Linked DNA regions of Homo sapiens: regions 2 and 3 are each linked to region 1. The links are chromatin contacts, found by Hi-C or POLR2A ChIA-PET in ENCODE. All regions are on one chromosome and are shown on one strand. Each heading gives the region's core, a stretch centred on a gene start or an enhancer-like site at or near the end of the contact. The rest is flanking DNA. Distances are from core to core; before and after follow the strand shown. Region 1 holds the start of CPLANE2 (ciliogenesis and planar polarity effector complex subunit 2). Region 2 holds the start of CASP9 (caspase 9). Region 3 overlaps CROCC (ciliary rootlet coiled-coil, rootletin).

Region 1 (3,909 bases), core at 879-3,378:
TTACAGAAGTCTGGGATACAAAGAGACTAGCCTAAGCATTATAGTCAGTCTGTTGATATTTATTTACTAGCTGCTCTCAGCGTTTGTTGTGGGGCCTGCATGACAACCACTGAATGATACATTCAGGTGCATAAACCCAGCTGTTAAAAAAAAACCCAAATGTCTGCAGTTAAAGTAAAAACACAAAAATTAAAAGCCATCACTGCCATTCCTCTAAGTTATGGCTGCTTAATCCTATCTGTGGCATAGATAATATGGTCAGTGGATTCTATGATGTTCCCAGAAAATCAGCTCAACCTTCACTCAATTCTCTTCCACTCAACACAACTAAATGCAAAATAAATACAATAACAGCCAACCTTCAGTGAACACCCACTGCATGCCAGAACCTGCTTGGTATGTTACAAACACCCTCCTTATTAATTTCCCCAGTAACTCTATGGGGTAAATACTGTGATTATCCCCATTTTACAGAGGTGGGACTTGAGGCTAGAGTTCACTTATTCCCAGCCATACAGCTAGCAGTGGTGGAGCCTGGGTCACTTGCCTGGGTATGTGTGACCCCAAATACAGTGTTGCCAGCCATCATGGGATTAGAGGGACAGTGGCCATATTAGAGGGTCTTTTTTTTTTTTTTTTTTTTGAGACGGAGTTTCACTCTTGTCACCCAGGATGGAATGCAATGGCTCGATCTAGGGTTGCTGCAACCTCTGCCTTCTGTGTTCAAGCGATTCTCCTGCCTCAGCCTCCCAAGTAGCTGGGATTACAGGTGCCCGCCACCACGTCCGGCTAATTTTTGTATTTTTAGTAAAGATGGGGTTTCGCCATGTTGGCCAGGCTGGTCTTGAACTCCTGACCTCAGGTGATTTGCCCACCTCGGCCTCCCAAAGTGCTGGGATTACAGGCCACTGCGCCCAGCCTTCTAGAGGGTCATTTTTTGAATTTAATATAATTTCTTTTAAAAAAACAAACAAACAGTTGACTTATTCACAAATTTTGGTTCTAGCTATCTCACTCTCTGGTCTTAAGTCTTCTGGCACCTTGCTTCTCCTGGCCAGAGCTGGGCTCCACAGCTGATTCCAGGCACCTCTGCCGGCCTGACAGCTGGGCCCTGCCTGGGTGAGTCAGTTTCACCATGGGGAACACCAGCGTCTCATCCCAGAGACAGCAGGACATGGAAGAGGCTCACCTCTATTTATTGGGGTGTGATCTTAGCCAAGTCTGTACCATGTGCTGTTGAGAGGTTAAATGGGCGTGCACTGTGTAACGTGCCCAACAGAGGGCCTGGCACCAGGGGAGTGCTCAATCAACTGCATCTCTGGTGACAGTGGTTGCTGGCAAGGTTTCTGCTGTTTCCATGTTCCTGGCTCTGACGATGGAATTAGCTCTAAGGAGATTTAGGTGTGGGGGTCCCAGAGCTAGGGCTTTCAGTCCCCCAGGCTGAAGACTGCTGAAGACTGCAGTGGAGCAGGCCCTCACTGCCCTGCCTCTCTGCTCTCCTCAGGGAGCAACAGGTGACACTCTTCTCCCCAGGGAAAGACAAGTGGCGGGCTAGAGGAAAGGGGGAGGCACTTACCAAACACCCGCCGGCGGTTCTTGCGCAGAATGCAAGCCAGGTACTCCTTGCCCTCGGCACTCTCGTGCCAGTTTGGGACAACCACCGAACCGGGCACGGGAGGTCTGGCCATGGCTGGGCACCGCGACGGGGTAGGGAGGTGACAGAATGCTGAGAGCAGGGAGTGGGAAGGGGAGTGACAGTACCAAGCCGGGCCTGTGATCCCTCTTAACTGCCCTCTGACTCTCCCGGGGGGCCCCAGAAAGTGCAGTCCCTCAGCCGCCTCTCTCCTTCGCAATGCTCCCTGGGGATAGTCATCCCATTACTGCCCATGGAGGGTATTCACACAGCCCCTCTCCCCTTGTCACCTCCGGGGGTCAGACAGCCCCGCTTCTCCTCTACCTTCTAGATCCCGACTCCCAGGGCTACCTAGCCCTCCCCGTCAGCAGTCCCGGCGGCGAACCGACCTGGGTGCCGAAGGCCCCTTTAAACGCCCACCCGCACTCCCGCCGCCCCAGCCCGCCGGGCCCACTTCCGCCCCGCCTGCGTCCGCCTTCTGCGCGTGCTGGCAGCTCCGGCGCAGGTGCGCGCGGCGCATGTGCGGAGGTTGTTGCCATGGAGACGCCGGAGGTTGGGTTGGGCGGGTTCCGGGAGGCGTTCGTCCCTCCTACAACGTCCGCAGCCTGCGCCGCGCGGTGGCTCTGGACTAGGCCTTTTCCTCTGGGTTGTGGATCCTCTTCTCTATGACTCCGTCCGATCCCTAGTCTTTCTTCCAAAACATCATGAAACCCCCCCTCCAGGAGCCTTTCATGCTTCTCTGTGTCTCAGTTTCCTCTTCTATAACGTGGACGTAACATGTTATTCCCTCCATAGCAGTGCTCCATATGTTTAGTTATGATTGTTGCTATTATTAATATTATTGCTCTATTAATCCTGCTTGGCAGGACCTCTAGATGACTTAAACATCTCTGGCTTCACTGATGGGGACACACACCAGCTCAGAGAGGTCAAGGGACTTGGCTCAAGTTTTAAAAAATGAGTCAGAGGCCCGCTGGATTGTATTTTTCATTCATTCATTCATTCAACAAATACTGAGCACCTAGCTGGGAATACAGTGGCCAACAAGAAGTCCCTGCTCTCCTGGAGCTGACTTTTCAGCTCTGAAACTCTGAGCTCCTCTCCACCGTTCCAGCACTGGACACCAGGCCTGTTACCCAGAAGGTGGGTGCTCAGTAAATGCCCACTGGTTGGAAAGAGTGCAGGTGGGTCATTACTGAGAGTTTGTCTATTACATTTAATTTTTACCATTATCTTTCCGCAATGCCTTCAAGTAGGGCAAATCACTGTTTTGAAAGGAATAATTTAGGAGTTAAGCTTTACCTAAGGCCACCCAAGTGCCAGACAGTGGGGACTTTACAGGGGTCACCTGATTTAATTCTATAAACAAACCTGTGTAAATAGTATTACCCTCTTGTACTGACGAAGACTCTCAGAAACATAACGTGACTTGTCTGAGGTCACACCGCACAGCTAGTCAGTGTGAAACCGACTCAGAACCCACAGCTGGCTGGGTGTGGTGGCTCACGCCTGTAATCCCAGCACTTTGGGAAGCTGAGGCGGGCAGATTGCTTAAGCTCAGGAGTTTGAGACCAACCTGGGCAACATAGTAAGACCCTGCCTCTACAAAAAAAAAAATACAAAAATTAGCCGGGCACAGTAGTGCACGCCTGTAGTCCCAGCTACTTGGAGGCTGAGATGAGAGGATTGCTTGAGCCCGGGAAATGGAGGTTGCAGTGAGCCGAGATCATGCCACTGCACTTCAGCCTGAGTGACAGAGCTAGGCCCTGTCAAAAAAAAAAAAAAAAAAAAAAAAAGAACCCACACTTACCTGACTCTAAAGTACTTATCTGTTCTGCCAGTTTGGGTTTTGTGTTTTTAAAACTTTGCCCCTAGCCACTAGGAGGGCTGTTCCTAGGGAAGCAGAAAGCAGCCAGAGGACTACGAACTCACAGATTTTTAAGGCCCATTATGTCTAAGAGAGGGGATGAGGATGTGTAAGACAAGGTGCTTTCTCTCAACTTGCTCACGCTGTGGCTAGGCAGAAAAACCAGATGAATAACCATTCCTACAGGATTCTGCAGGTGGAATCCTTTGCCCATACTCCCAGGTCACATGGTTCCCATTCCTGCAGCTGTCACATCTGCCCAGTCAGGGAGATTCACAGCTGTCCAGAGCTCTCTCCATGGGCCAGGAGTCACTCAGTGGCAGGGCTCTGATCTGAATTATTTCTGGATTTCCAGACTTCACATCCACCCATCTTTGGCTCGTGGAGGGCTCAGTGAGCGTGTGAGAAA
Region 2 (3,909 bases), core at 627-3,126, 710 kb before region 1:
TCTTAAAAAATTTCTGAATTTGTTGCTAACATTTTAAGCCAGGGAATTTGACAGAGGAATCAAGATTTTCAGCTTCTTTTTTAAGATGTGAAAGCTGGGCCGGGTACAGTGGCTCACACCTGTAATCCCAACACTGAGGCAGGAGAATCACTTGAGGCCAAGAGTTTGAGACTCATCTAGGCAACATAGCAAGACTCCTATCTGTACAAAAAAAAAATTTTTTTTAATTAGCCAGGCATGGTGGCATGTGCCTAAAGTCCCAGCTGCTCTAAAGGCTGAGGCAGGAAGACCACTTAAGCCCAGGAGGTCAAGGTCGCAGTGAGCCATGATCTCATCCCTGCACTCCAGGCTGGGCAAGAGTGAGACCCTGCCTCAAAATAAGTGTAAGATGTGGCAATACTGGGCCATTTGTTGATATGGCCATACTCAGCTGGAGACGGAGGGCAGTGCAAAGGCTATCCACTATGACGCCCATCCATTGGTCCTCCATGGGCATTTGAGTTTGTGATCCCCGTGAACATTCCTGAAGGCAAGGACTGTGGCCTCAAACCATTACTGTTCCCCAGTAGGGGCCACACAGAAGGCACAAAACTTATTTTATTATTAATGAATAATTACTCATATGATACTCAATTATTTAAAGACTCTTTCCCTGGGCCAGGGCACTGGCCAGGGATATCCAGCCAGCCACTCACACCTACTGCACCTCATGGTAGGAAATATCTCCTGCATCCTCACAGGCCTGTGATGAGGGTCAAATGAGACAAAGATGGGAAAGTGCTTTTAAACAAAACCTCAAATGTTTGACTTCATTATTCTCCATTCTGCATCAGGTCCCCTCATTTCCAAAACCTCTTAACAAAACATAAACTGAACACAGAAGGGGCTGGCCAAAGAGGGCAGGGTACGCTGATCCCCCGCTCTGTGCCTAGCACTACAGTTTCACATCCGTTATTTCATTTAGTCCTTATGACAGTATTATTCTTATTCCCATTTCACAGCCCAGAAACTGTGGCTCAAAGAGGGTAAGTGACTGGCCCAAGAACACGCTGCCAGGCAGCCTGATGCCAAAGTGGGTTCCCGAAACCTCTATGCTAGAAAAGTAAAAACGCACACGCCTCCTTCCTCGCAAGTATTAACGTAAATTAAAATGGAGACCAACCATGAAGAATTCCTGAGCAGACAAAACCAATCAGGTATCCTAAGTGACCTAAATCTTGCTTAAACTGCAAACATAAGCAAAATTTAACTTGGGTCATATCTGATAAATGCTTATGTTAGAGAGAAATAAAACTTAAGACCAGCCAAAAGCAGTCAATTAACAGACCTTAAAAAAAAAAGGCAATTTTGTAACTGCAAACCAATCAAATAATTTCTTTATTTTGCTTCCACATTTTCCCAATAAATACTTGCCTCTGACGTTTTGTCATTGCAACACTAAAGCTCTTTCAGTCTGATGTTCTCCAATTCATGAATTGTTTCTTATTCAAAGTTCTCAAGATGTGTCTCACATTTTTCCTTTACACAAGAAACACAAGCACTAACAGTGTACGCTGACTGAGTATGGCATGGAATCGCTTTAGCGAACACCCGACTAAGAGGTGTTTGGGATTCTTTGGCTCCGCTGAGGGGTTTGAAGCCACAGGGAAGGCTAGGCTCCCGCACAACGCCTCCTCGAGGGGCGTGGGGACCCGGCCGTGCAGCGCGGGGACAGGGGGCCGGGGGCGCACCTGGATGTCCTCGATCATATGGGGCCTGAACAGCTCGCGGCTCAGCAGGGCGTCCCAGAGCTGGTCCACCTGCAGCTCTTCCACCAGCCGCAGCCGGCACCGCCGCAGGAGCCGCCGATCCGCTTCGTCCATGGCGAGTAGCCAACTAAGACTCCAGGCCGCCTCAGTCCGCTTCCGGGCCTCGGCCGCCCGCCCCAGTCCCCAGGACCCGCCCCCGCCCCAGGGCCTGCCCCCGCGTCACGGCCCCGGGTCAGTCTTCGCTCCCCACCGCCTCCGGACGCATCTCCAAGGCCTCGCCCCGCCCCCAGGAGTCGCTCTTGCGTCACCGCCCCGCCCTCAGGACGCACCTCTGCGCCTCGCCCCGCCCCCAGGGCCAAGCCTCCCATCACCGCGCCGCCCCAGAACACGCTCCGCGTCACCGCCCCGCCCCAGAACCCGCCCCACGTCACCGCCCCGCTCCAGAATCCACCACTGCGTCCCCGCCCCAGAACCCGCCCCGTATCCCCGCACTGACCTCACGTCACCGCCCCGCCCCCGCGTTACCGTCCCGCCCGCAGGACGCATCTCCAACGCCTCGCCCCGCCCCAAGGATTCGCTCTTGCGTCACCGCCTCGCCTTCAGGACGCCTCCGCGCCTCGCCCTGTCCCCAGGGTCAATTCTGGGGTCACCGCCTGTCCCCAGAACCTGCCACCGCGTCACCGCCCACTCCCCGGGACGCATCTAGAAGGTCTCGCCCCGCCCCCAGGATTCGCTCTGCGTCATCGCCCCGCCCTCAGGACGCACCTCAGCGCCTCGCGCCGACCCCAGAATCCATTCCGCGCCACCGCCCCGCCCCCAGGATTCAACCCACGCCCCCACCCCGCCCCCAAGGTCAATCTTGCGCCACCGCCCCGCCCCCAAGGGCTAGCCTCGTGCCACCGCCCCGCCTCCAAGAGCCAATCCCCTCCCCTCGCTCCACCCTCAGAATCGTCCTTGCGTCACCGCTCAGCCTCAGACTCCAGTTCGCACTCTCGCCCCGCCCCCAAAGTCAATCCTCACCCCCAGGATCCATCCTTCTGTCACCGCCCCGCCCCAAGGCGGCACCTCCGCGACTCGCCCCGCCCCCAGGGCCCCGCCCCGCCCCCGCATCACCTCCCCACTCCGGGCGCAGGTGCCCTTTTGCAATTCTGGCACCAGTTCCTGGTCCACCGCGGGCCCTTCGCCAGAATTCACTATAGCCCCGCTTTTACAGAGATCCGGAGGGAGTCGTCACACTTCCAGCAAGAGGGAAACCATGAGTGGAGCCGTGATCTGTCCCGCCCATTCAACCTCCTCCGGGGCATGGCTTCCCCTTAGCCCCCTCCTCCACCCCAAGTAAAACCATAAGCTCCCCTCACCGCCCTTGTGCCCAGATCGCAGTTGACTGTTCCAAACTCGAGTGTCTGATCCAACCAAGCCCACCTTACACAGTCTTCCATTCCCTCTTCCCTCCCTCCCACCCTAACACCTCCCACACAGAAAAAAAAAAAAACGGCAGAAATCTAGTCCTGTAAACTCCCATCGTTCTGAACGGTTCATTTTCACATTTCAAAAATAATCGTTTCTGTTTACTGAGCATTTGCTAAGTCCCAGGCATCGTGCTAGCCACTTTTCATGCTTATTTCACTTATCCTTAACTACAATCCTGCCAGGAAAGTATTCCCACCCCCCGCCGGTTTTACAGATGTAGACCCTAGGGTTCAGGGAAACGAATGTTTAAGGTCACTTGGGTACTAAGTGGCCGAGGCAGGCAGGATTGAAACCCGAACCTGACTCTGTAAGCCACACTCTTAAGAATCCACCTTAGAATATAATCTCTTGAGCACCAAAACCTCAGCCCCATTCGTTCACTTCTACGAATATTTATTGAGCCTGTAGTCAAACACTAAGAACATGAAGGTGAACAAAACAAAATCCCTGCTTTTAGAGTTTACATTCCAGTGGAAGGATCAGGTGATAAACTATATCAATAAATAAGACATACTATGTTAGATAGTGATAAATGCAAAGAGAAAAAAATAAAAACAAGACAGGGAGATATGAAAGCTCTTTATATCCGCAAGGGATCTATCTCATTGGCTCAAAGAAAGTTTCCTTCACTTACCTGTGCCTTATCCCTCTCTCCACCCCCACCGCCCTTTCCCCGTGCTTAAGGCACAGA
Region 3 (3,909 bases), core at 932-3,431, 710 kb after region 1:
GCAGGCCGGGCTCCCAGCCCCCTGCATCCAGTCCTGGGTTAAGTCACAGGCACTGGAGCCTGCTTCTGGGTTAAATCCAGCCCCACTTCTGCTAGCTGGGGACCTTGGACAAGCTGCCCAATCTCCCATACCTCAGTTGCCCCATCTATAACATGGGGCCAGCCAGGCGCAGTGGCTCACGCCTATAATCCCAGCACTTTGGGAGGCCGAGGCGGGTGGATCACCTGAGGTCCGGAGATCAAGACCATCCTGGCTAACACGGTGAAACCCTATCTCTACAAAAAATTAGCTGGGCGTGGTGGCACGCGCCTGTAGTCCCAGCTACTTGGGAGGCTGAGGCAGGAGAATCGCTTGAACCCAGGAGGCAGAGGTTGCAGTGAGCCAAGATCATGCCACTGCACTCCAGCCTGGGCAACAGAGCAAGACTCCGTCTCAATAATAATAATAATAATAATAATAATAATAATGATACAGATTAATAATAGGTGGAGACTTTTTAGAATTGGAATCTTAGACTTTTGGGAACATCACATCTGGAAGAGACCTTAATGTTTCAGGGATCCAGGGACCTTCATGCAAGGTCTATCCTGGAGCGCCTAGGTTTCTGGGAGGGGCCTCTAGAGGATGGGGTAGGGGGTGCAGGAAGCAGGGTGCAGGTCTCCACCTTGAGGCCTGCCGAGCAGCTGCACTTGGGTCTGGTTTATATATTCAGCTTCTCTGCAAGTTTAGAGTAATACAAGGGTTCTGTTACTCCCAGAGCTGAGTGAGGGCCCTCATTTTTTTTGTTTCATTTTGTTTTGTTTTTGTTGTTGTTTTTTTTTCCAGACAGAGTCTTGCTCTGTTGCCCAGGCTGGAATGCAGTGGCACGATCTGGGCTCACTGCAACCTCCGCCTCCAGGGTTTAAGCTGTTCGCCTGCCTCAGCGTCCCAAGTAGCAGGGACTACAGGCGTGCACCACCACGCCCGGCTAATTTTTGTATTTTTAGTAGAGACAGGGTTTCACCCCGTTGGCCAGGCTGGTCTTGAACTCCTGACCTCAAGTGATCCACCTGCCAAAGTGCTGGGATTATAGGCACGCACCACCGTACCTGGCTGGGCCCTGGTTTTTGTACACACGTGCATTGCAGATCTAGAGAAGGTCATGACTTGCCCAAGTACATGTAGCACATCAGGGCAGACCCTGGGCTCAAACCCAGGCCTTCTGCCAGGACTGGGTTAGGCCCAGAGTTGGGGTGCTGCACGATGAACAAGCTGGGGGACGCTGGGAGTGCTACTCAGTCTCTGGGTGGGGGCCAGCTCTCCCGGCAGCTGAGCGGGCGGGAGCAGGAGCTGGAGCAGGCCCGGCGGGAGGCCCAGCGGCAAGTGGAGGCGCTGGAGCGAGCGGCCCGTGAGAAGGAGGCGCTAGCCAAGGAGCACGCTGGCCTGGCTGTGCAGCTGGTGGCTGCGGAGCGTGAAGGCAGGACCCTGTCAGAGGAGGCCACACGCCTGCGGTAAGGCCTTGGGCTCTGCCCAACCCGCCCTGGGGGGTCCTCCTGGGGCCACACCATGACCAGCCACACGCAGGCACGGGCCCCCAGGGGCAGTTACTAAGGAGTCTGGCTTGCCGACTCGTCCTAGCTGTGGCTCAGGCTTCCCCAGGGAGTGTGGGCCTGGCCAGGCAGGTAGATTGGCACTTGGCCCATGCCTGGCCACTCCCTGAGATCCACAGTTTCCTGGGGCCAGGGAGGCTGAGTCCCAGGGCCTCAGGGACTGTATGTGCTGCAGCTTGGAGAAGGAAGCCCTGGAGGGCAGCCTGTTTGAGGTGCAACGGCAGCTGGCCCAGCTTGAGGCCCGCCGGGAGCAGCTGGAAGCCGAGGGGCAGGCCCTGCTGCTGGCCAAGGAGACCCTGACTGGTACGAGGGGCTGGGGACTTGGGGGGAACACCAGGTTCCAGCCCAGACTGCAGCCTCCCAAGGTCTGGGGTCTCACAGAAGTTGGGAGCACTGGAGTAGGAGTCTGGCTGGCCTGGGTTCCAGTCCTGTGCCACCACTTAGATCTCACCTTCCCTTGAGCAAGCCCCTTTCCTCTCTGGGCTGCAGATTCCTCAGCTGATGATTGGAGGTGGCAATGCCCACCTTCTAAGCCTGTTGCCAGGATGACGTGGGAAAAGCGTGTAAGGCCGTGGCACGGTGCCTGGCTGAGTCAACAGTAACTGCCGTTCATCGGTCATCAGGCCTGTTAGTCTGAGTTCTCTGTGCTTTTCAGATGACTCTCTTGGCCCCAGAATCCCAGCCCCACTTCCCTGCACCGTTCCCATCCAGTCTCTGAACTCAGGGCTTCTTTCTGCTCACCTAACATTAACTAAGCACCTACTTGGGTCATGGAAATTAATTTTCCTGTCCATGTACACCTGAGCCAGACAGAACCAGGAAGGGAAATGCTGGTGGGTTTCCAACCCGGGAGATGGTTTTTAGATGGTAGCTATACCATTTCCATTCCCTGTAGTCATTTCCATTAATATAAATAGTTAACGTTTGACGGGTATGTTCATGTCAGTCATTAAAGGAGATGCTTTATGTGTAGCTGTGCAGCTGTGGGAAGTTGCTGCTGATCTCTGAGCCTCCATTTCATCATCTGTTAAATGGGGATGAGGATAAACTACATAGGCATGTTATGAAGACAAAATGAGGTTATGTCTAAAATACTTAGCTGGGCGCTTGACCCATAGTAAGTGCTCAGTCAGGAATAGGGTTGTTTTTTGTTTGTTTGTTTTGAGACAGAGTTTCACTCTTGTTGCCCAGGCGGGAGTGCAATGGCACTATCTCGGCTCACCTCAACCTCTGCCTTCTGGGTTCAAGCGATTCTCCTGCCTCAGCCTCCCAAGTAGCTGGGATTACAGGCATGCATCACCATGCCTGGCTAATTTTATATTTTTAGTAGAGACGGGGTTTCGCCATGTTGGTCAAGCTGGTCTCGAACTCTTGACCTCAGGTGATCCACCCGCTTTGGCCTCCCAAACTGCTGGGATTACAGGCATGAGCCATCACGCCCAGCCTGTTTGTTTTTTGAGACAGAGTCTCACTCTTGTTGCCCAGGCTGGAGTGCAATGGTGCGATCTCGGCTCACTGCAACTTCTGCCTCCTGCATTCAAGCGATTCTCCTGCCTCAGCCTCCCAAGTAGCTGGGACTACATATGCCCGCCACCATGCCTGGCTAATTTTTGTATTTTTGGTATAGACAGGGTTTCGCTGTGTTGGCCAGGCTGGTCTCAAACTCCTGACCTAAGGTGACCTACCTGACCCAGCCTCCCAGAGTGCTGGATTACAGGCATGAGCCACTGCGCCCGGCCTATTTGTTTTTTTGAGGCAGAGTCTCACTCTTGTTGCCCAGGCTGGAGTGCAGTGGTGCAATCTCAGCTCACTGCAACTTCTGCCTCTTGGGTTCAAGCGATTCTCCTGCCTCAGCCTCCCTGAGGCTGGGACTACATACGCCTGCCACCACGCCTGGCTAATTGTTGTATTTTTAGTAGAGACAGGGTTTCACCATGTTGGCCAGGTTGGTCTTGAACTCCTGACCTAAGGTGATCCACCTGCCCCAGCTTCCCAAAGTGCTGGGATTACAGGCGTGAGCCAAGGCACCTGACCTAGGGTTGTTATATGTTTGACATCCGTCCCATTTGGGAGGCCTTCTCATCAGTCATTTTATGCCTTTAATGCCATTCTAGGTAGGCAGGAAAGGGGTCAGGGCCAGTGGGCCCATGTAGCATATAGGGAAACTGAGGCCCAGAGAGGGCAAGCCACTTCAAGAGGACCCAAACTAGATGCCAGGCAGGCCCTCTGCCTCTGGGATTTTGCCCATGTGGCTCACCTGGCCTAAGTCTGCTGGCCCAAGGAAAAGTTTCAACCCAACCCTGCCCTTTCCCCCATTCCT

What was found. A loop is a pair of places that touch in the nucleus more often than their neighbours do. ChIA-PET counts read pairs that join two places held with the same protein, here RNA polymerase II (POLR2A). Pooled maps may share reads with other maps.
Region 2: a loop to region 1 is called in a map of CD4-positive, alpha-beta T cell, with 7 times the contacts of the local background. The contact joins the promoter of CASP9 here to the promoter of CPLANE2 in region 1. A Hi-C loop is called at or near these places in 3 of 168 maps with a recorded cell type or tissue (B cell, CD4-positive, alpha-beta T cell and naive thymus-derived CD4-positive, alpha-beta T cell), 3 of 37 single-sample maps with no recorded cell type and 11 of 50 pooled maps. POLR2A ChIA-PET finds 5 or more read pairs at or near these places in 1 of 52 experiments (OCI-LY7).
Region 3: a loop to region 1 is called in a pooled map, with 9 times the contacts of the local background. The contact joins the enhancer-like site here to the promoter of CPLANE2 in region 1. A Hi-C loop is called at or near these places in 4 of 50 pooled maps. POLR2A ChIA-PET finds 5 or more read pairs at or near these places in 2 of 52 experiments (GM12878 and activated T-cell).

The regions. Positions count from the first base shown.
Region 1 is chr1:16,235,055-16,238,963 of GRCh38, forward strand. CPLANE2 (ciliogenesis and planar polarity effector complex subunit 2) reads right to left here and starts at 2,129. Exons shown (of 5, transcript NM_030907.4): 1 at 1,577-2,129. The coding sequence starts at 1,688. RefSeq lists an enhancer at 1,622-2,166 and a silencer at 2,007-2,186.
Region 2 is chr1:15,522,339-15,526,247 of GRCh38, forward strand. It overlaps CASP9 (caspase 9), which reads right to left and starts at 1,877. Exons shown (of 9, transcript NM_001229.5): 1 at 1,731-1,877. The coding sequence starts at 1,862. RefSeq lists silencers at 1,847-2,236, 2,517-2,956.
Region 3 is chr1:16,947,035-16,950,943 of GRCh38, forward strand. CROCC (ciliary rootlet coiled-coil, rootletin) reads left to right here. Exons shown (of 37, transcript NM_014675.5): 18 at 1,297-1,490; 19 at 1,765-1,892. Among named protein-coding and RNA genes, the nearest start is that of CROCC, 27 kb to the left of the region's middle. Within about 2 kb of position 2,182, at least 9 of the 41 ENCODE cell types and tissues checked have a DNase peak (open chromatin) inside an H3K27ac peak, as active enhancers do.